Regions from separate parts of the Mus musculus genome. Here region 1 is linked to region 2. The links are chromatin loops, found by intact Hi-C in ENCODE. Cell type or tissue: left cerebral cortex. All regions are shown on one strand. Each heading gives the region's core, and the rest is flanking DNA. Links, peaks and the distances in the headings are about the cores only.

Region 1 (10,582 bases), core at 3,281-8,280, 150 kb after region 2:
GTCACCAAGTCTTATGAGTTTAACGTTTCCTTATTGTCTCCCTTTTCAACTCTGATAACGTTAAGTTCTTAACTTTAGCCTGGTATGACTGTTTGGACTGCTGTTTTCTGTATTTTCCTGTGTGTAATGTATGTGCAGGTGTGTGCAGCTGTGAGTGCTTGCAGAAGCCAGAGGTTGATGTTAGTTCTCTTCTGCTATTCTTCTTCGCCTTGTTTAAGAGTAAAAAGAAAAAAATTCAAGATTTACTTATTTTTATTTTATGTGTATGTATGAGTTGAGTTTCCACATGTATGTATGTGTCCCATGCATGCGTGTGGCACCCATAAAAGCTAGAAGAGGGTGTCAGAGACCCTGGAACTAGAGTTACAGGGGGTTGTGAGCAGCCATGTGGGTGCAAGAGCAGCAAGTGCTCTCATCTGCTGAGACCTCTCTCCACTCATCCTTTTTTTTTTTTTTTTGAGATGGGTCTCTCATTGAATATGGACCTCACTGATTGGTCAGACTGGCTGTCCAGCAAGCCCCCTAGATCTACCTGTCCAAGTACCCCCAGTGCTAGGATTACAGGTACACCCAGCTTTTATGTGAGTGATTGTCCAGCAGGTATTTTATCCATTGAGCTATCTGCCCAGCCTCGTCACAATTTTTAAGGTGGAGGGGGCAGGGTTTCACTGTGTAGCTCTGGCTGTCCTGGAACTCTATATAGACCACCAGGCTGGTTCAGAACTCACAGGGTACACCTGCCTCTGCCACCGAGTGCTGGGATTAAAGGCAAGTAGAGAGAACAGACAGGATTTTTTTTTAAAGGGTCTTCTCAATTATTTCTTGTCCCAATGTCCCCTCTATTAAATATTTCTTTCACATCATAAATTACCTTCTAAAAGAGCAGTTCTCAACCTCTGTGTCCCAAACTCTTTTGGGGTCACTTATCAAGATATCCATAATATAATATCATATTATATTATGATTCAAACATACCAGTAGCAAAATTACAGTTAAGAAGTATCAACAAAATAATTTCATGGTTAGGGGACATCACAGCATGAGGCACTGTATTATAGGGTCACAGCATTAGGAAGGCTGAGAACCACTGCTCTAAAGTAATATGATCACACATTATTACAAAGAAACAGATGGATTTACTCGATTTACTTAGTGGTACAGACTGAACCACATTATTCTTTGGAGTTTTGTTTTGTTTGGGTTTTTGTTTCTTTTTCAAGATAGAGTTTCTCTGTGTAGCCTGTCCTGGAATATGTTTTGTCGACTAGGCTGGCTTTGAAGTCAAAGATCTGTCTGCCTCAGTGTCCTGAGTGCTGGATTTGAAGATGTGTGCTACCACTGTCCAAGTGATATTAATTACTCTTAATCAACTCTTTCGTCTTCAAGCAACTTAAGTGAGTTTCCAGTTTGGACTCGTTTTTTGTTGGGGTTTAAGAATTAGTCAGGGGAACCAAAAAGAGAAAAAAAAAAAAAAAAAAGCCAGGCGTGGTGGCGCACACCTTTAATCCCAGCACTCGGGAGGCAGACGCAGGCGGATTTCTGAGTTCGAGGCCAGCCTGGTCTACAAAGTGAGTTCCAGGACAGCCAGGGCCACACAGAGAAATCCTGTCTCGAAAAACCAAAAAAAAAAAAAAAAAAAAAAAAAAAAGGAATTAGTCAGGGGACTGGAGAGATGACTCAATGACTCAGCAGTTAAGAACACTGACTGCACTTCCAGAGGTCCTGAGTTCATGGACCATGGACTACATGGTGGCTCACAACCATCTGTAATGGGATCTGATGCCTTCTTCTGGTGTGTCTGAAGACAGCTATCGTGCACTCATATACATAAAATAAATAAATAATTTTAAAAAAGAATTAGTCAGTGGCTGTTTATTAAGTGTTGCACAGAGCCCTAAGTCTGTCAGATGGCTTTGTGCTCACAAACCTCACTGCACTCTAACAAGCATTAGAGGCTGCTCCACTGTTCAGCACTTAATTGCTCTGTGGCCACTGTGAAACTGGAGACCAAATCAAAGAGACAGTGAAAAAACGACCGGGAGCCTTCACAAAGGCACTTTAACTGGATGCTGAATACACAGAATGAAAGTTAAAGGTACCACAGGCACAGAGGGATCTGACAGGAGTGAGATGTAAGCACAGCCCAAGAAAAGGCACTAGAGACGGAGTGAGCAGGACAGGATGCAGAGCTATAAAGATTCAGACACTAAAGGCAGGAACAGACAGATTCCGTCTCGGCAAGAAAAAGTGCAGTCCCATTCAGAATGTCTCGGACGGAACTCAGGCGACGTCCCATAAATCAAAGGGAAGAGACTGAACAAGAAGATGATTTGGACTCTCATTTGGTGAGATGGAAGAGACGAACAGGGAGAGAGAGATGGATCAGAAAGAAATTATAGAATTTAAAGAGAGATGACAGCTAAAGAGGTGACATCACCAAGAATGCTTAAGATTCTTGTCTGCAAACATATGAAGACAGAGGCATAACTAAGGTTTGGTAAAGGGGGATGAAAGCCTAGCCTAACATAGCCACCCCATAACTATTCCACAGAATAGTGTCAGAACAAAGCTAAGCTCCAGGGAGTGGACTGAGGAGCAGAAAGACCAACACATTGTTGTTACTTAGGCTCTACTGCTATAAAACTATATATCACTAAATTACAGCCTTTAAACTCCACAGGAGAGCAACAGATCTTTACAAGGAAAATTAATGTTTAATAATAATAGTAATAATAATAATTAATGCAATTTACTCAACATTAGTCTGTTAACAACTGAATAAACAAACAAACAAATAAAAAGTCTGCCTCCCAATCCTTGTCATTATACTTGACTTAAAAGCTTCCAAGAAAAAAGTGACACTTGAGGCCATTATTTCAGAGTCCTCAGCATTGAGGCTAGAGCCCAGCCATGGGAATGCATGGTTTCTATGGTAGATGAACAGAGCAAGAAGGGAACCAGGCACACGCTGGCAATGACCTGAAATGAGGAAGACAGAGAGCCTGAGGAGAGATGCCAGAGTGAGAGGAATACTGAAGACAGAAGAGAAGGACAAACCAACCCCAGGGAAGGGCAGAGTCAGGAGAGCCAAGCTGGAGCCAGAGCTCAGTGACCCAAAACCCCGAGCAAACCTGGAAGACAAGGGCCGTTCAGCATCAAGGCCACACAGTAGATGGCTTTCCAAAAATCTCACTTTTAAAAAGTATTAAAGAAAAAAAATTCTTCAAGATGTTTATCAATGTTCACTGAATTCATCCAGGAGACTGATTTTTGTCTTGATGCATAAAAAAACTTCCTCCTTGTATTTTACAAGTTATATTTATAAATTATCAGTGGACTGTTTTCAGTATTGAATGTAAAGCGTCAGTTAGCGTGTCTGATAGTCCTGCAAATTGATCTTTGATCTTACCTTTAGTTACATTTTTCTGTCATGCTGGGGCTTGAACCCAAGACTTTGCTTGTATTAGGCAAGTCCTATACCACTTAGCTATATCCCTAGCTCAATGTAGTTCTTTAAGTGATGGCTCCAACATGTTTCAACATCACCGAAGAGGTTTTTCCACTTTTTATTTGGCTTCATCTTCTACTTGCTTGAGAGGCTCCTGATAGGGTTAGCAAGCTCACTACGCCTTTTGCTGTACTCTACTCTCCCAGCGCTGAAGCTCAATAGAGGAAAAGAGTTTGCTCTGAAAAGCCACCCTACAGATATATGCAAAGCTACATTATATATGATTTCACGAGTTATAACAATAAATGCTATTACTAATAACATGCTCAATCTTTTAACTGCACACGCACTCTCTACCACTTCTTTTTCTCCCTAAGGTAGGGACTGAACCCAGGCTAGGCACAAGTTCTACCCACGAGGGACTTCCTATAACCTGTAGTGTCTGCCTCCGGTGGTCGTCTGCAGCAAGATGAGCTGAGCTATCTTTGTGCTAACGTGACAGGTCTATTCTTAATCAACATTCATTCCTCACCACCAATGTACCTACCATTTTGGCACAAATCAAGATCTATGAAATTTCAGCTAACTTAAAGTTATTTGAGTGCGCGAGTGTGTGTGTGTGTGTGTGTGTGTGTGTGTCTGTTCATGCAGAGGACTGAATCTACAGCCTCATTTATGCTAAGCATGCATTCTACCTGCCAACACCCAGTCCCTAATTTTAAGTTAAAAAAAAATCTAATAGAACGCCAATGCATTAAAAGACATAAAAAGAGCTAATCAAACAACTTGCAACGGACCTTGTTCAAGTCTGAAGAGGGTCTTCTCTAGCTTCTCCATCTCGTTCAGTAGTAAAATTCGAATCTGCTTACTGTGTTCCATTTTGGCTTCTGGAGGATTCGAACTCTTTCCGTAGAACTAAAAGGACTCCAAAGTGGAATGAGTTACCCCTATAAAACAAAGTGGAATTATTTAAAAAAAAAAAAAAAAGGAGAAGAAGAAGAAAAAAAAAAAGAAAGAAAGAAAGAAAAGAAAAGAAAATATGACCTAAAACTCTCTGGAGTTGACAGCGGCACTTACATGTCCTAGATAGGTTTAAAGCCAAGAAGAGCAATGAGAAAGAGCAAAATCTTGTCAGTAAAGCCCAACAAGGGAGAAGTTTCTTCTCTCTTGGAGCAGAATAAGAAAGCCTGAAGCAAAGATGTAGAGTCTTACACTCAGTTCAAAACAGAGCAGACCAACAAAACCCCTAAAGCATTCTCAGAGAAAAGCAATGCATCCGCGAAAACCCTGGAGTTCAGTGGCATAAATTCCGTTCCTGAGCCAGGGGGCCCTGAAAACTCCAAATGGCACTGTAGCCTCCAGCAGATCAGGCTGCTGAACAGGTGGAAGAGCGCCCAGTTCCCAAATTCGGGTCTGAAGCCACCAATAGGGAGGTGATTGGAGAGGTTAGCAGTTGCTGTCCCGGGAATAGCTGCGGCGGCGGTGGCATGCGATGTACAGAGCGGCTATAGATAGAAGGAATGCGCGTCCGGAGACGGACGCATTCCAGGCACTTACGAGCGGGATAGACGTGCGGCGTCGGGAGCGGGAGCCGGAGCCGGGTACAGCGGGAACGCCGGACGCAGCGGCGGCCCGGGGAGGGCAGGGCGGCCGTGAAGGGCACGGGGAGGGGCGCCGGGACCCGGGCCAGGGGACAGTGACAGGCCAGGGCCGCCGAGACTCCGCCCCCCGCGGCCGGAGGACGTGCCGACTCCGCTGGGCCCCGGACTAGCCTGGGGGGCGTGGCCCTGCCTCCCCGCCCACTTCCGGGAGCCATCGCCCCCGCTAGCACAGACCACTGATCTCGCGAGAGGTGGGCACGGCTTGTGGGTTTGAGGGGGTCTGGGCTTTGGGAACTGTCATTGCCCTGATGTGCGATCGCTCTGCCTCTCTAGGAAAAGTGAGTTCAAGAGCGAAGAAGAGCTGGGATAATGTTTAGTTAGGGACGTTCTTTCTGGGAAGAAAATGCAAAGTTGGGAAAACCAAGTTTCTTAAAATTCCCTGCTTGGCTTCATTAACCTTGTGACACACTGGTCGCTGGGAAGAGGGGACCTCAGCTAAGGAACTGCCTCCATCAGATTGGCCTGTGGGCTTGTGCATGGGAGCATTTTCTTGTTTTATGGTTGCTATATGGGAGGAAAATAGGCATGGCCACCCCTGGGCAGATGGGCCTTAGTTCCATAGGTAAACAGGCGGCCCAGCCCGGGAGGAGCAAGCCAGCAAGCTGCACTTCTCTATGGTCTCTGCTTGAGGTCCTGCCTCTGGGTCTTTCTCGTTGAGTTCCTGCTTTAACTTCCTCCAATAGAGCACTGTGACCAGGAAGTGTAAGCCAAACACTTTCTTTCCCCAACTTGCTTTTGGTTCAGGGTTTTGTCACAGCAAACATGCATTTTTATTTTTTATTTATTTTTATTATTATTATTTGGTTACCGTTGATTTAAAGACAAGGAAACAGACTCCCTCAAAGGTTAAGTAACATGCTTAAAGCCGCTTCATGAACAACGGAGTGTATGTGATTTCAAGTACATTCCCGATGATTTTGGTTCACTAAACCCTTCATCTAAGGTTGGCATTATTTTCCGTGGCTTGATATCAATAAGGACTTGGTAAAATGGAAGAATGAGTGTGCATTCTAGCTTATAAAGACGTTCTGGTTTTTCTGTGACAGTCATCTCAAGATTTCTCCTTCAGGTCTGATGTTCCCTTAGGCGTCTCTTCTGCTGTGTTCCTAGGAAGTGTGGAGGCCAGAGTGCGCCCTCTGTGAACTGGCTACAAACTCCTGCTTGACCATGAAATCCCCCAGTTGAAGGCTGCCTGCTAGACTAATGAACCCAGCAGGTCTTCGTTTGGGGAGGGTTGAAGAATGGGAGCCGGTGACTCAGATACCACACTCTATCGCTGTATGTTGGGTTTCTCTGATTTTCTTTTTTAAATGTAGATTACCCAAAGCGTTCTGATCCATAACTTCTCCATCTGAAATGTGGAGCATGGGTGCACGCTCTGACACTTTATCTGGTACAGATTCATCACACTATCCTCTGGCCAGCTCATTTTGCTGCTCCCCAGTGGATAGCTGTTCTCCAGGGCTGCAAAACTAGCCTTTCCCATTGTCCTGCCTCCAGCACAACTCACATGGTATGTCTAATGTCTCAAGTAGATAGCGGTGATTTATCCTTCTGAAAGTGCTTAAATTTTTCACGTGTTGTTAATTCTACTCAACTTTGGAGGTTTCATTTTGTGAAATAAGGAGAATAGTAAGTCACGGACATCTGCTTTGGTAAGAGACTCCTCGTAGAGTGCTTCTACAAGTCACATGACGTGACTCTAAAATGAGACTCGACAAGGATGTGCTATCTGTGAAGTTCTTGGAGTGCCAAAGATGGCGTTCCACAGCGCCACATGCATGCTGATGGATGTTTGTCACATTTGTGGCGTCCTGTGCATGCAGGATTTATATATACACAACAGTTTCATCCTGTAGCTCCCAGGAGAGAATCCTTAAGGACCTTCTAATAGACAATCTCAGTTTCTGTTAGTCCCGCAGATGAGAGGAGAAAAATGCCTACCCAAATCATGGACAGTTTAATTAAAGCAAGCTTTCTTTTTGTGCCTTCCCCTGACCCAGTGTTCATGAGATCAGCCGTGGATGTGGGAACGATACTGGTTTTTATACTCAGGAATGGGGGTGGTGGTGTTCCAAATAAGGGATTTGTCAGGCAATAGGTGGGGTTACTGTTAGGTCAATGATGCTGTCAAACAAACTGAAGGAAAAGGCCCTGGGGCATGACAGATGTAAAAGGTTACAGAAAATTTCTTACTCTGGGAAGAGGAGGTACTAGGGAAAATTTATTCTCAGTGTTTGGTTCTAAATCATGGAAATTGGGAAAAACAGAGCCTAAGAACAAAATAAAGATTAGTCAGTGATAAATATGTCCTTAAAAATATATAGCCGGGCAGTGGTGGCATACTTTTTACTCCTAGCACTTGGGAGGCAGAGGCAGGCGGATTTCTGAGTTCGAGGCCAGCCTGATCTACTGTAGTAGCCTCCCCTCCCCCAGCCTTAGGGTTCCACTGTTTACACCTGGATGGAGCTTGCCGGCTCAATCGTTCTGCCATGCCCACTGCTGGAACCTGCCTCCTTGCTATTGGTCCCAGGGACTATTTGGCGGGAATCCCCCCCCCCCACCTCCTCCCCTTCATAACTGCATGCTGATATAGTAAAATTGAGCTTTGATCAGAATGCCTGTCTTAGCTGCATCATTTTTTCTCGTCGCCTAGCCCCTCTTCTCTTCCAGGTTTACAAAATGCCTTTCCAGGCTAGAACCCAGGCTGTTATCTGCTGGCCAGACACAACAATCTACAAAGTGAGTTCCAGGACAGCAGGGCTATACAGAGAAACCCTGTCTTGAAAAACCAGAAAAAAAAAAAAACAAAAAAACCCCATATATATATATATATGGCCTGGGGAATGGCTCAGTGGTTAATAGCACTGGCTGTTCTTGCAGAGAATTTGGGTTTCATTCCCAGCACCCACAACTGTCTGTAACTCCAGTCCCAAGGGATCTGACACCCTCTTCTGCCCTCAGTGGGCATCAAGCATGTGCCACGATGCACGCGTATACATGGAGACAAGCACACACATTAAAAAAAAGCCTAAGAAAGAAAAATCATCTTAAAAATTCGCAGGCACTGATACAACCAATCAGCTGAAGAGTCTATGGGATACTTGCAAACACCAGGATTTACTGGTGTGGTTTTTTTATTTCTCCCCTATGAAAGATCTTCTAAGTGTTCCTCAATTTAAAACCAAGCATTTTAACCCTTTCCGACAGTTTTCAACTTTCTGTTGAAATTGTGGACTCCACATTTCCCACAATGCAGGGCTTCCAGCTGCCATTTTGGTTTAGAAGAAGGGACCAGGAAGGGGAGGGTGCTGAACCTGGTCGTCTATATTTGTCATGGTTATGTCGGATATGTTGCAGTAAAGGCAAAAGAGCAGCAGGTTAAATCAGACATCGGTTCATTCCCGTCTGGCATAACAGCCTGGGTAAAGAGATCAAGGCTAGTGGAACATCCCTCTGACACACAGAATGCAGACTTCCTGATTTCCTCCTGGGCCAAACTCTTCTTAATTGCTCGAAAGTCTGATGGGGCAGAGCTATCATAGCCAAGTTCATGCAGCAGGGTGAAGAAAAAAGAATAAACTTCCTTTTCAAGATATTCTCTTTTAAAAGGCACGGCATCTCCATTTATAGCTGGCTAGAATCTCTGCGATAGGCGTGCACGGCAGCCAGGGGACTAACCAAAGTCTGGGTTTTATTGAAGAAAGAGAGAATGGACTTCCTCACACAAGTAGTAGTCTGCTCCAGCTTGCATTGTGTTTTAAATGTTCTTACCAAAAAGATATTTGCAACAGTAGAATGGAAGACCACTAGGGAATGTCGTCTAAAAAGGAACACAGACACTAAACCCTAGGGAATGCCGTTTACAAAGAAACACGGACACTAAACCCACATGCATTTATCCATGTCCTGTTCGGGGGAAGCTTCAGATCTGTTAATCAAAAAAAGAGCTTCCTGAAACTAACGCTAAACTGTTGCCAGCTGACTGACCAGGCACAGCTCAGCTGGTAGAGTCATGCTTGCCGCATGCTGACTCCCAAAGGACTGGCCAGAGGTGAGCCAGGCTCCACCACCAACATTATTACCAAAAATGAACCAACCAGAGGAGGTTGGTGCAAAGAGGAGCTGGGATAGTGTTTAGGGACTTTCTCTCTGCAAAGCAAAGTTAGGAAAACACAGCGCCCTCAGACATTGAGAAAGTCACGTGACCTCTTTGCATTCTGGCTCCTAAACTATTAGTGATCTTCTAAGGTTTGCAAAACTAAAACACACAAAGTGTTTTGAAAAATGATATATGTCCTCTAACTACTTAATGACAGCCACTATTTAATGAGCAGGAAGGAGGTGCCAGATACTCTTTTGAGTCCATTATATGAATGGACTAAATGCTCCAAACACGCAATGTTGTCACTCTTGAGTGAGAGATAAAGACACAAAGTCCCCAAGGTCAAGTAACCTGTTTAAGTTTCCCTAGTGAACGAGGGGACAAGTGTGATTACAACTGCATTCCTGGTGATTCTGGTTCAGTAAACCCTTTATCTGAGGCACGGGCAGGATCCTGTGACCTGCTACCAATAAAGACTTCATCGAGATAGGATGCTCTGACTTTATAGGTAGCCATGTCAAGAGTGAGTTTACTTTCTTGCTTCTCAGGACAGTCTGGTTTTTCTGTGACACACAACTCATGATTGCCCCTTCAGGAAGTCTATCTGCCCTGCCCTCCTTCTCCCGTGGGTAGGTCTGGTTGTCTCCTAGCTCCTTTACCGTATGCTATGTTCTGCCCAAACTGTCTGTTCAACTTTATCTATTTCTGCAAGAGCCTTTGGGACGGTATTGTCAGGATGGCAAAATTATAAAAATATTTACACTTCTCAGGTATAAGCAAATATGCTATTCTTTAAGTGTGTGTGTGGATTGTGTATTTCTGTGGTGTATGTGTATAAACGCATGTGCACATGCAGTCCAGAGGATGTTTGGTGTTCTTTTCTATCTAACTTATTCCCCTGAGGCAGTGTCTCTTGCAGAAACTGGAGCTAGGCTGGCAGCCAGTGGGTCCAAGGAAGCCTTCTGTGTCTACCTCCCCTCTCCAGCCTTGGGATTGCAAGCTGACCTTATTGGCTAACTTCACCCATCTTTTAATGAGGGTGCTGGGGATCTGAACTCAAGTCTTTATCTTGTACAGAAAGCACTGTTACTGCTGGCCCATTTTTGCAGCCCTTTGATGTATATTTTATTCTTAAAAACATCTCAGGGGCTGGTGAGATGGCTCAGTGGGTAAGAGCACCCGACTGCTCTTCCGAAGGTCAGAAGTTCAAATCCCAGCAACCACATGGTGGCTCACAACCATCTGTAATGAGATCTGATGCCCTCTTCTAGTGCATCTGAAGACAGCTACAGTGTACTTAAACATAATAAATAAATAAATAAATCTTAAAAAAAAATCTCAACATTGGGAAGACAGCTTAGTTGGTAA
Region 2 (10,582 bases), core at 2,660-7,659:
CAAAAAAGGGAAGGTGGGGCATACTGGGAGCTACTGTCAAAGCACATCACCCGCTGAATGAAAAAATGCCCTTATGTAATGCAGCACTGTGTGTAATGGATACAAGGCCATGAATAGTTTTAGAAAGGTAAAGTTGTATGTCTAAATAAAAATAACTTCATAGTCTTAATGTAAGCCACATGAACAAAATAGTGATTTATTTTACTTGTTACATTGTATAAATATTTCATATATGTGTGTGTGTGTGTGTGTGTGTACACATAGTGTAAATATTAAATATATCTCCCCTTAGCTTAATAAGCTTAGGTAAGTACTTTTAAAATTCAAGGGGAGAATAAAATCTGCCAGAAAAATATAACAAAAAAATTTTGCAAACAACTTTAGAGTGAACTTATCTGGCTAAAAACTCCTAATACACACTGAGTACTGTGGCTCACCCATAAAGTGCTTGCTTAGCATTTGTGAAAACCCGGGCTTGTATTTCCAGCAACCTCAACAAAACTCCTCATGCCTACCATCACACAAGTTAATCTGATTTACCTTTGTTCTACACTACTTAAAGCTGCAACAAATTCGCCTTATCCAGGCCTCAGTGCAGACTGAATACAACTTCAAGGGAAAATAAATAAATTAGTAGCATACGCTGAGGGTGCGAGTTCACGGCAGACAGAGCACTTGCCTAGCACGTGCGAGGCACGGCACGGCACGCACACCCATTCAGAAGCTTCATTCACTCTCAGCTGACAACTGAACCTACTCTAATTCTGCCAAATCACCAGCAAGTATCGGTTTCAACAAGATTCAAATTGGTTGAACAAACTAGGAACATTAACCCTAAAAAACAATAAAGAGACTCAGATCACTCATTGATCAACTGTATCAAATACTGTTCAAAGACTGCCACAGGATCCAACGGTATGTCGTCTTTAAAGGCTCGAATTGTAACGTCAGTAACAATATCTCCACAACGATCTACAACACAACACACAAGAGGAAACCAGTCAATTTTTCCCTTAACAAAGGGGGTGGGTTGGAGTGGTGAAGACTGGAGAAATGCCCAGGAGTAAAGCTCACCTGCCACCAGCTCTTTCACAGGACCCTAGTTTGATTTCTGGGACCCATATGGCAGCTAACAACCAACCATAACTCCAGTTCCAGGGGATCTGATGCCCTCTTCTCTTCAGCACTCACATGGTGAGACATATATGCAGGCAAAACATCCATACATGTGAAATCAAAGCAATGTTCACAAGAGTAGTCTAATTTATATACGTAGACAGGCAGAAAAGCAGTGTCACCTTAAACCAAACACTCTCTCTCTCTCTCTCTCTCTCTCTCTCTCACACACACACACACACACACACACACACAAGCTATCCATCCATCTACCCACCCATATACTAGAGGCCCAGTGGGATTCAATGATGACAAGAGATAGTACCGGTGTGCTTAAGAATGGAAACTGCCGGTACTATTAAAAGCATGGTGGCGCACGCCTTTAATCCCGGCACTTGGGAGGCAGATCTCTGAGTTCGAAGCCAGCCTGGTCTACAGAGTGAGTTCCAGGACAGCCAGGGCTACACAGAGAAACCCTGTCCTGAAAAAAAAACAAAACAAAACAAAAGAATGGAAACTGGAGGAGTGGCTTAGCCATTCTGGCTGAGCTGCACTTGTGGCTCTTGCAGAGTACTGTTTCTCAGCTCTCACACGGCAGCTCAAACCCAGAGGACGGAATTCCCTCTTCTGACCTCCTCAGACACCAGGCAATCATGCTGAACGCATACATACATTTAGGCAAAAACACTTGTGTGTGCGATTGCTCACAGCTCTCCACATGTGTGTGTGTACATCTTTGTTTTGTTTTTGAGACAGGGTTTCTTTGTGGAGTCTTGGCTGAACGGAGTTTACTCGGTAGACCAGGCTGGCCTTGAACTCACAGAGCTCCACCTGCCTCTGCCTCCCGAGTGCTGGAATGACCACCTGGCTCATAAATAATCTTAAAAAAAAAAAAAGGCAGAATGAAAAGGAAAGTGAGGCAGAGTAAGATGGGAAAGGACGATGTTCTTAAGACCTGACTTTCAAGGAAAGTTTTCATTGATTTAGTGTGCCACCAAGACATTTTTACTAGTAAAAAGTATTTTGTGTACTAAAGCAAGCTAGAAATTTGCTATATCTTTATAAATAGCAAAAAGACTTAAACAAACAGAACCTCTTCTCGCCAGGCATGGCAGCACACACACCTATAATCCCAGCACTTGGGAAGCACAAGTAGGAGGGTCCTAAGTCTGAAGTCTTTCTGAACGACCTGAGATCTGTCCTCAGACACAAAGCAAAATCCCAACAACAACAAAAACATGTATCTCTTCTCAAAGTCAGAATTTGGAATGACTCTTCTGGAGGCTGACATGAGCTCTAAGTTTGATCCCTACTATCTCATCAAAAAAATATTTTACAGAGCAAACCAGACAAAAATCCAAACATTATAAAAGGTCTGCTCCTGCCGGGTATGGTGACGCACGCCGTTAATCCCAGCACTCGGGAGTCAGAGGCAGGCGTATTTCTGAGTTCGAGGCCAGCCTGGTCTACAAAGTGAGTTCCAGGACAGCCAGGGCTATACAGAGAAACCCTGTCTCGAAAAACCAAAAAAAAAAAAAAAAAAAAAAAAAAAGGTCTGCTCCTTAATTATCTTGCTTCTTGTCTTTTGCAAAGATTGGTCTTAAATAGCACCTGGTTTTTGAAAATATGCTTCGTTATAAGTTTCTCTCTCTAAACCTGACAACGATATTCTTTCCTCCCAGTATAGCTCCTACTAACTTGGTCAAGACAGCTAATGAGAATTCATCAAAGTAATACTTTGATCAGGTACAGTAAGAAAATCTGGAAAGCTCTGAACCCTCTTTTTTCACTAAAAGTCAAAGCTATGACAACTAATAAATCTGACAGTTAACTGAACATATTCCGAAATCGTTCCATATGTCCCAAGCTTTCTAAATGATGGCAGTTGGACTAGGCCATGTTCTCAAATGTCAAAAGAAAGTTGTCATTTATTTCAAACTGATTTCAGCAAATCCTCCGCGGTGGCCTACTTACATATTTAGTGCTTTGCTAGCATTGATCAAGGCTCCATTAAACTACAAACAAATGGAAAGAAACAATGTCTGCAACTTCACCACAGAGACACATCTTACTTTTCCATTCTATTTCGGAACGCGATACCAAAGGAGTCAGCAAAGATCAGAGTGTAACGCTACAAACACACAGCACAACAAAAGTGTACGTTTGTTTTCCAATGACAAATCCTATATCGACGTCTGGTAGCACACTGCACAGTGCATAAAGTTTTCTGCGAGTAACGACTGTCTAAAAGGCACATTTTTAGCCTCAGTCCGCCTGCCAGAATCTGTCTCCGATCCTCACGCCATGACCAATTCTAAAGACTTATTTTGAGGCACAAGGTGAAGATTTCTCTAACGGAGAGGGCCCCAGGGAAGGTCAGGCTTCCGACGCCGGGAGAGGGGACGAGCCCACTCCCCGACAAGGTAGCCGAACAGCTCCAAGCCGCTGCTCCGGCTCCCGGCGACCGCGATGGGACAACGCACGTACCCTGGCCCAGCGGGCCGCGGCGGCGGCCACCCGCCACAGCATACGGAGCGCAAGGCTGCCCAGCCTCCCCGCGCGCCGCGCTGGGCCTGGCGAGGCTGCGGAGGGGCCGCCGCCTCCTCCCCGAGGCCGGGCGCACGTGGGCCGAGGCCGCAGGCTCCGAGACGCAGTGCCCCGCCGGAGGTACCAGCAGCGTCCAGGGGAGCCAGGCCGCGGAGGCCGCAGGCCGAGACCGCGGCAGCGCCGGCGGCACGGAAGGGCAGGGCGCTCTCGGCCCAGCGAAGGCGGAAGCGGGGGGAAGAGCGAGCCGGGCCCGCACCCGGGCCGTCCTGCGGCGCGGAACCAGCAGCACTCACCGTGCCTCCGTCCTTAATGATGATCTTTTTGGCCAGCATGATACTGCGGTTCGCGGCCCGTTTCTTTTTCTTCCCCTGGGTCATTTTACCATCCTCGACTCCCGGCGCTGCAGCAGCCACTCAGGGGGCGGGCGGCCCCAGCGGCGAGTGCGGTCCCGCCACTACTGCCGGGCCGAGCCGCTCAGGGCGCACGCCGCCATCTTGAGGGCCCGGCCTGCCTCGGGCGGCGCGTCACATCGTGCGATCGGCTGAGTCGCTCGCCACGCCCCCGTGACGCAGCCACGCCCCCGCAGTGCGGGCACGCCCCTCCAACCCTGCAATAGCGGAGGACTGGGAGGTGCCGCGGGAGCGGGTGGAGCCAGGTGCTTTGGCTGCCTAGCTTTTGCCCTCTAAGGCGCTGAGCGATGGCTATTTTAACAGTTTTTCCTTCACAGATGAACTCAAGTTCCGAAAAGTTTTTACCTACTCAAATCTGACAAATAGTTTCTCAGATGCTCAGGCGTCCCAGGCTAATAGCATCCGCATCAAATGCATCCCCACCAAAACAGAATTGAAGGGGACAACGGGAAAGTTTTCCAGGAATGGTCAGTAGCAGGTAGAGGAGTTTTAGCTGTTGATCTGATGCCCAGCTAGGTCATGCTGGCTTACATACCCCCACGTACCAGTACATTCTCTCCCAGTGTAAACTAGATGCCATACTTTATAGGCTTTTAAAAATTGGTTTGACTAGAAGACTGGTAGAAAGAGCAGACAGGTGGAATATGAAATGTGATATTAACAGTACTGACATTTACTTTGAGGCAGCACATTATGTAGACCAGGCTGGCCTCAAACTGAGAGATCTCCCTGACTACCTCCCATATTGTGATCAAAGTCATGTGCCACCATGTCTAGCAAAGTCTTCATTTTGGTAACTGTTGGAAAACTTTCCTTTAAATATACCTTCAGTGCTAGGTATGAACGAGCACAACACATGCTTTCCCCCATCAAACTGTTCGATAAAGGGGAACTGGAAACAAACCAAACTGTGGCAACAGCGATCCTGGATGTGGTGGCTCTAAGTAAGATAAATGTTCCCAAACTCAGTGATATTCCTCCCTGGGAGAAGTGGAAGGGGCTCCCTCCCTCTCCTGGCTTGTGGCCTGGTTAGTGATGGATGACCTTGTTTTAACAGGGCAAAGCAGAAATGACAGCACTGACTTTAGAGGAGAGGTCATAAAAGGTACTGTATGTTTTTGCTAGGCTCTTCATTTACTCCAGTCAGGGGTTGCCGATTGTTATGCCATAATACCAGAGGAACTATGGAGAGGTGCTGCCGTTGAGCTGAAATCTCCTTCAAAGCTTTGTGGATTATCTTGGAACGAGATCCTCTATGCCTGGTCAAGCCTTGAGCTGACTGCAAACTTTATGAGACCTTCAGCTATGAATACCCAGCTTAGCCACATTACTGGGATGGGGCTGTAGCTGGTTCTTTTGGAGTGCTTTTCCTGTAAGCATAGGGCTGCGGATTCTATCACCAACAATCAGTGAACCCAGCATAGAAGTGGATGCCTAGATCCTGGCATGAAGGAGAATCAGGAATTCAAGGACAAATCTGAGAGCAGCCTGGGTGTGGGTGGATTCTTCAGGCCACTGAACATCAGGCTATTTATTACATGGCCTAAGTAACTATTAGACAAGGTAAAGGAGAAAGCAGGGGGCACACATGTGAGGGTTACTGTAGCTTTTCTGTAAATTTCAAAATAAAATGTTAAAAATAAACCTGGTTGGATGTTCTGTTTCTTCTACTTGCATGCTGACAAGAAATGGAAAATAAGCCAGTTTTCATGGATGGGGAAAGAAAAGCATCTTGGGTGGTAAGGATTTTCATCATACTTACTTTAAAAATAAAATTCTCATATAGAAACTTCCTTGAAGTCCAACTTCAAGCTGTTGAGAGTGGGAGAAACTTCATAACTAAATCCCGAGATCATATTTTGCATGGGTGTAGAGGATTAAGAAGGTTGTTCTAAGGTAGGCGTGGTGGTGCATATCTTCGGTCCTGGCATTTGTGTTGTAGAGACAGTGTGACCAGGAGTTCAAGGCCAGCCTCTACAGCAAATTCAAGGTTAGCCCCAGGCTACATGAAAACCAGACTGAGCTGGGCGTGGTGGCGCACGCCTTTAATCCCAGCACTTGGGAGTCAGAGGCAGGCGGATTTCTGAGTTCGAGGCCAGCCTGGACTACAGAGTGAGGTCCAGGACAGCCAGGGCTATACAGAGAAACCCTGTCCCGAAAAACCAAAAACAAAATAAAATGAAAGACTGGAAAAAAATACTATGTGGTTACTCCAACTTTTTATGACCTCCAAAAATCATACTTCAGCTATATCAAAGTTACTTTTAAAATATGATTGGTTATTGTCAGTTATTCAAGCTATTTGAATACCTACAATAGTGCTCACCGGTTCTTTTTAAGACTAGGATTTAAAAAATAGTGTGTATGCTCCCATTAAATAGAAATAACATACCCAAAAAGATCTGACAGGGTAGAACAAGGATGTCAGTGTTCAAATCCTTGAGTGTCAGTGAATTTACTTAGGCACATGGACAATTAGGTGAGAGCCAAAGCATGAAAATAGTTTAAACAAGTTAGCAAATGAGCCCCAAAGCAAAGTAGGTATCAAGGTGATCACTGAATACACAGAGCTCAGAAAAAGCCTTACAGAACAGAGAACACGATCGTGCAGGAAAAGCAGCACTGTAAACGTAGTGACACATATGCTTGCCTTTCAGAAAGAAACCGAGCTATAACCTGGTGGAAATTACTCCCCACAGAAGGCACTTGCCAATGGAGTGGGACAAACATAGGAACTATGCAGACTTCTTTGTGAACTGTAATGTTTCACTTACATAGTTTTTAAGTTTTGAGTTTGGTAAAAAAAAAAAAAAGGCGAATTCAATAATAAAAGCTTACATTTATAAAACTAGATACAAAGGCCGGGTGTGCTGGCTCACGCCTTTAATCCTAGCACTCAGAAGGCAGAGGCAGGCGGATTTCTGAGTTTGAGGCCAGCCTGGTCTACAAAGTGAGTTTCAGGTAAGCCAGAGCTATACAGAGAAACCCTGTCTCGAAAAACCAAAAAAAAAAAAAAAAAAATCATAAAACTGGATACAAATACAAATAAAAACTAATGAGCCTATTTCTGTTGCACTAATAACCATGCAGAGAAGACCTGAATTCCATTTTGTTTTTTTCTGAGACATGGTCACACCACGTAGGACTGGCTGGCCTGGAACTCACAAAGATCATTCTGCCTCTGCCTCCTGAATCCTGGAACCAAAAGGGTGTGCCAGACGGCGAGAGGGGGAGGGAAAGGACTGTGGGAGTAGTGGGCGAGCAGTGAGTAGGATGTAAAGTGAGTAAGTAAAAAAAAGTGCATGTTGTCATGCCTGGCCTTACTTTAAGCACACTAACTTTTAAATACATGTTCTTTGAATGTACATCTTTAGTGGACAGGCTACATTCTAATAATAAACAAAATGCAAATGAACTTTTAATTTTACACAGTGTGTTTGTCATTAGAATATTGGTATTGCAGCATTTAGATTCATAATAAAACACAAGTATTATATTAGGAGTCAAACTGTTTCACTGTAAGAAGACAGAGAACACAAACCATGACATCAAAGTTTAAGGCCTGCATCAGCTTCTCTAAAAGCTAGGAATGAACACAAGGAAACACCCCACAAACTGAGTCAGAAACACTGATTCAAGTGCATGGTCTTAAAAAGATGGATTGTGGGGGCCTAGAGAGATAGCTCAGTGGTTATAAGCACTGGCTGCTGTTTCTGAGGTCCCAAGTTCAACTTCTAGCAATCACATGGTGGTTCACAACCATCTGTAATGGGATTTGAGTCCCTATTCTGGTGTGTGTGAAAACAGAGCAACCTTATACAGAAGATATAAAAAAAAAAAAGAAACAAAGAAAGAAAATATTTTTTTAAAAAAAGGACCATAGCCAAACACAGTGGCCTATGATCTTTAATCTCACAACTAAGAAGCAAAGACAGGTGGGTCTCTCTCTCTGAGTCCCAGGACAATCTGGTCTACATGGTGAGTTCCAGGATAGCCAGGTGTACATAGAGGAACCCTGGAAAATCTTAACCTATCCTTGCCTAAGTCATTAACGTAGCAGTAGCAGCCTATGAGCTGCTTCCAGCTGAGGAGAAGAGCAAAGGGACTAAGTCCAAGGGCATGCACACAAGAGGCGAAAAGGCGATGTGGTATGAGAGGCTCTGAGTCTTTGGAAGTCTTATCCTAGGGAGAGCAATGGAAACTGGGGCACAGTGTTTTAGATCAAAGAGAAAACACAAACTTCAACTGTATCCTCACTCAAACCCAAAATCCAGTAAAAAGTCATTTTAAAGATAACTGGAAATATTTCAGTATGAACTTGATAAAATCTGAATTGAGTTTTCTCAAGTGTGATAATGGAACTGAGGCCAATAAGGAAAATGTTTTAGGGGCCTACAAGCTGAAACATTTAGGGATTGAATTTCCTGACAGAAGTAAATCTCTTTTAAAAAACACAACACAACACAACAAAACAAAGAACAAATGCTAGCTGCTACATATGGGTGGCATGTTAATCTTTTATGTCTTGTGTATTTCAAAATGAAAAGCTAGGTAAAATTTATTTTTTAAAACTGGTTCTAAAGAGATGGCTTAGTGGTTAAGAGCACTTATCTATTTTTGAGAAGAGTAAAATTTGGTTCCTAGCAGCCACATCTGGCAGCTTACAGCCACCAGTAACTCTAACTTCATGGTATCAGATACTTTCTTCTGGACTCCGCTCACACTCATGTACTTACCCAACACAGACACATAGTCATCTACAGAATCAAATACCTTACGTTTTTTATTGGGGCAGATGAGATGTCTCAGCTAGGAAAGGCGCTTGCTGCCAAGCCTGATGATGTGAACCTGATCCCCAAACCCAAATGTACACCACAAATCGTCCTGACTTCCAAATGGGCATCACAGCACCTCCACACACACACTAACTAAACTGTTTTTTAACGGACATGAGTACACTGTAGCTGTCTTCAGAGACACCAGAAGAGGGCATAGGATCCCATTACAGATGGTTGTGAGCTACCATATGGTTGCTGGGAATTGAACTCAGGACCTCTGGAAGAGCAGTCAGTGCTCTTAACCACTGAGTCACCTTTCCAGCCCCTAAATGTTTTAAAATATAGTTTAAGGGGACTGGAAAGATGGCTCAGAAGTTAAGAGCAGTAGATGTTCTTCCAAACGACTCGGGTTCAAGTCCAAAGAGCCGACCTTACAGCTCACAACTGTCTGTAACTTCAGCACCTCGGCTCCATACCTTCTTGTGATCTCCTTAGGTACCAGGTATAAAAGGACTGCACAGATCTACAAGGCAAAATACCCATACAATAAAAATGCAATTTAAAAAATTATTTTAAATGTTCTACCAGGTAGTATGGGAAAAGCCCAGTACCAGGAGGGTACAGGAAGAGGAAATATCTGAAGTCAGCCTTAGCTACAAAACGAGCTTTAAGACAACCCAGGCTAGACCGTGAGACACTGTCTCAAAGCTAAAATCAACAAAAGGAGTCCTTTAACAATACCATCTTTGTGAATTCACAGATACAGCCCATGACGTTTTCTCAGCTACACTGGCACAGCCCATCACAGCACGACTAAAGCTTCGCAAGTGGAGAACCTTACATGACGCCAACATAGTTCATACACAATCACATCTAAGTGATAAGGAATGGAGAGAGCGTAAAATAAACGGAAAACAAAATTCTCAGAGATATAATTAAGAAGAAAGTAAAAAAAAGAAGAGAGAGACAAAGAAAAAAGAAAAAGGAAAAAGAAGAGAAAGACAAGGGGAGAGAGATGAGCCAGGGTTCCACTGTGAAATGCAGGCTTGCCCTCAGACTTGCCTCAAGTAACCCCATTGTCTCAGCCCCAGTTCATCTTGCTTGTGATGTGCTCCTAGCAAAAGAGGCCTTTAAAAAAAAAAAACAAACAAACAAAAACAAACAAAAAAAAAAAACAGAGTAAACCAGAGTTCTCTCTCTTTTTTTTTTCTTTTTGAGACAGGATCTCACTACGCAGCCTTGATTAAACTAGCAGTGTCAGACTCAAAAGATCTGCCTGAACCTCCCAAGTGCTGGGATTTAAGGTGTGGACCACCATGCCTGGCAAACTTCTATGTTTTTCTTTATTGTTTCTTTGTTTGTTTGTTTAATTTGAGGTAGGATGTCATTATATTGATCAGGCCAGCCTCAAACTCACAGGGATGTATTCTCTGCCTCTCAAGTCCTGAGAATAAAGGCATATGCCACCACACCTGGCTTTTATTATTTTAGTTTACCTGTAGGTACGTGGCTGCATGTGGGTATGTGCACATAAATACAAGGGTTGGTAGAGAACAGAGGCCTCAGATCCTGTGAATTACAGACAGTTGTAAGTTGTCTACTGAGGCTGCTGGGAATAAAATGTAGGTTCTCTAAGAGAGCAATACATGCTGTAAACCATTGAGCTACTTCTCTCGTCTCAAAAGAAGTATTCAAACACAAAAATATAATAGCGAAAAATTTCTCTTAGTG

Evidence for each region. Hi-C counts contacts between places; a loop is a spot of excess contacts. Peaks named below come from ENCODE experiments on the same cell type or tissue, not always from the same donor. Only the 100,000 strongest peaks of a DNase experiment are listed, where the experiment ranks them.
Region 1: a loop joins it to region 2, with 2.1 times the contacts of the local background. A loop is called at or near these places in 1 of 42 quality-filtered maps.

What each region holds. Positions count from the first base shown.
Region 1 is chr3:116,803,023-116,813,604 of GRCm38, forward strand. Agl (amylo-1,6-glucosidase, 4-alpha-glucanotransferase) reads right to left here and starts at 5,144. Exons shown (of 34, transcript NM_001081326.1): 1 at 5,006-5,144; 2 at 4,246-4,395. The coding sequence starts at 4,327. In left cerebral cortex, for the core only: a CTCF peak has its summit at 5,197; DNase peaks (open chromatin) are centred at 5,229 and 5,709; H3K4me3 peaks cover 1,601 bases; H3K27ac peaks cover 1,337 bases.
Region 2 is chr3:116,658,439-116,669,020 of GRCm38, forward strand. Mfsd14a (major facilitator superfamily domain containing 14A) reads right to left here and starts at 4,239. Exons shown (of 12, transcript NM_008246.2): 1 at 3,957-4,239. The coding sequence starts at 4,040. It overlaps Gm51275 (predicted gene, 51275), which reads right to left and starts at 9,179; the gene lies at 9,119-9,179. In left cerebral cortex, for the core only: a CTCF peak has its summit at 4,103; DNase peaks (open chromatin) are centred at 3,690, 4,232, 5,599 and 5,923; H3K4me3 peaks cover 2,041 bases; H3K27ac peaks cover 1,508 bases.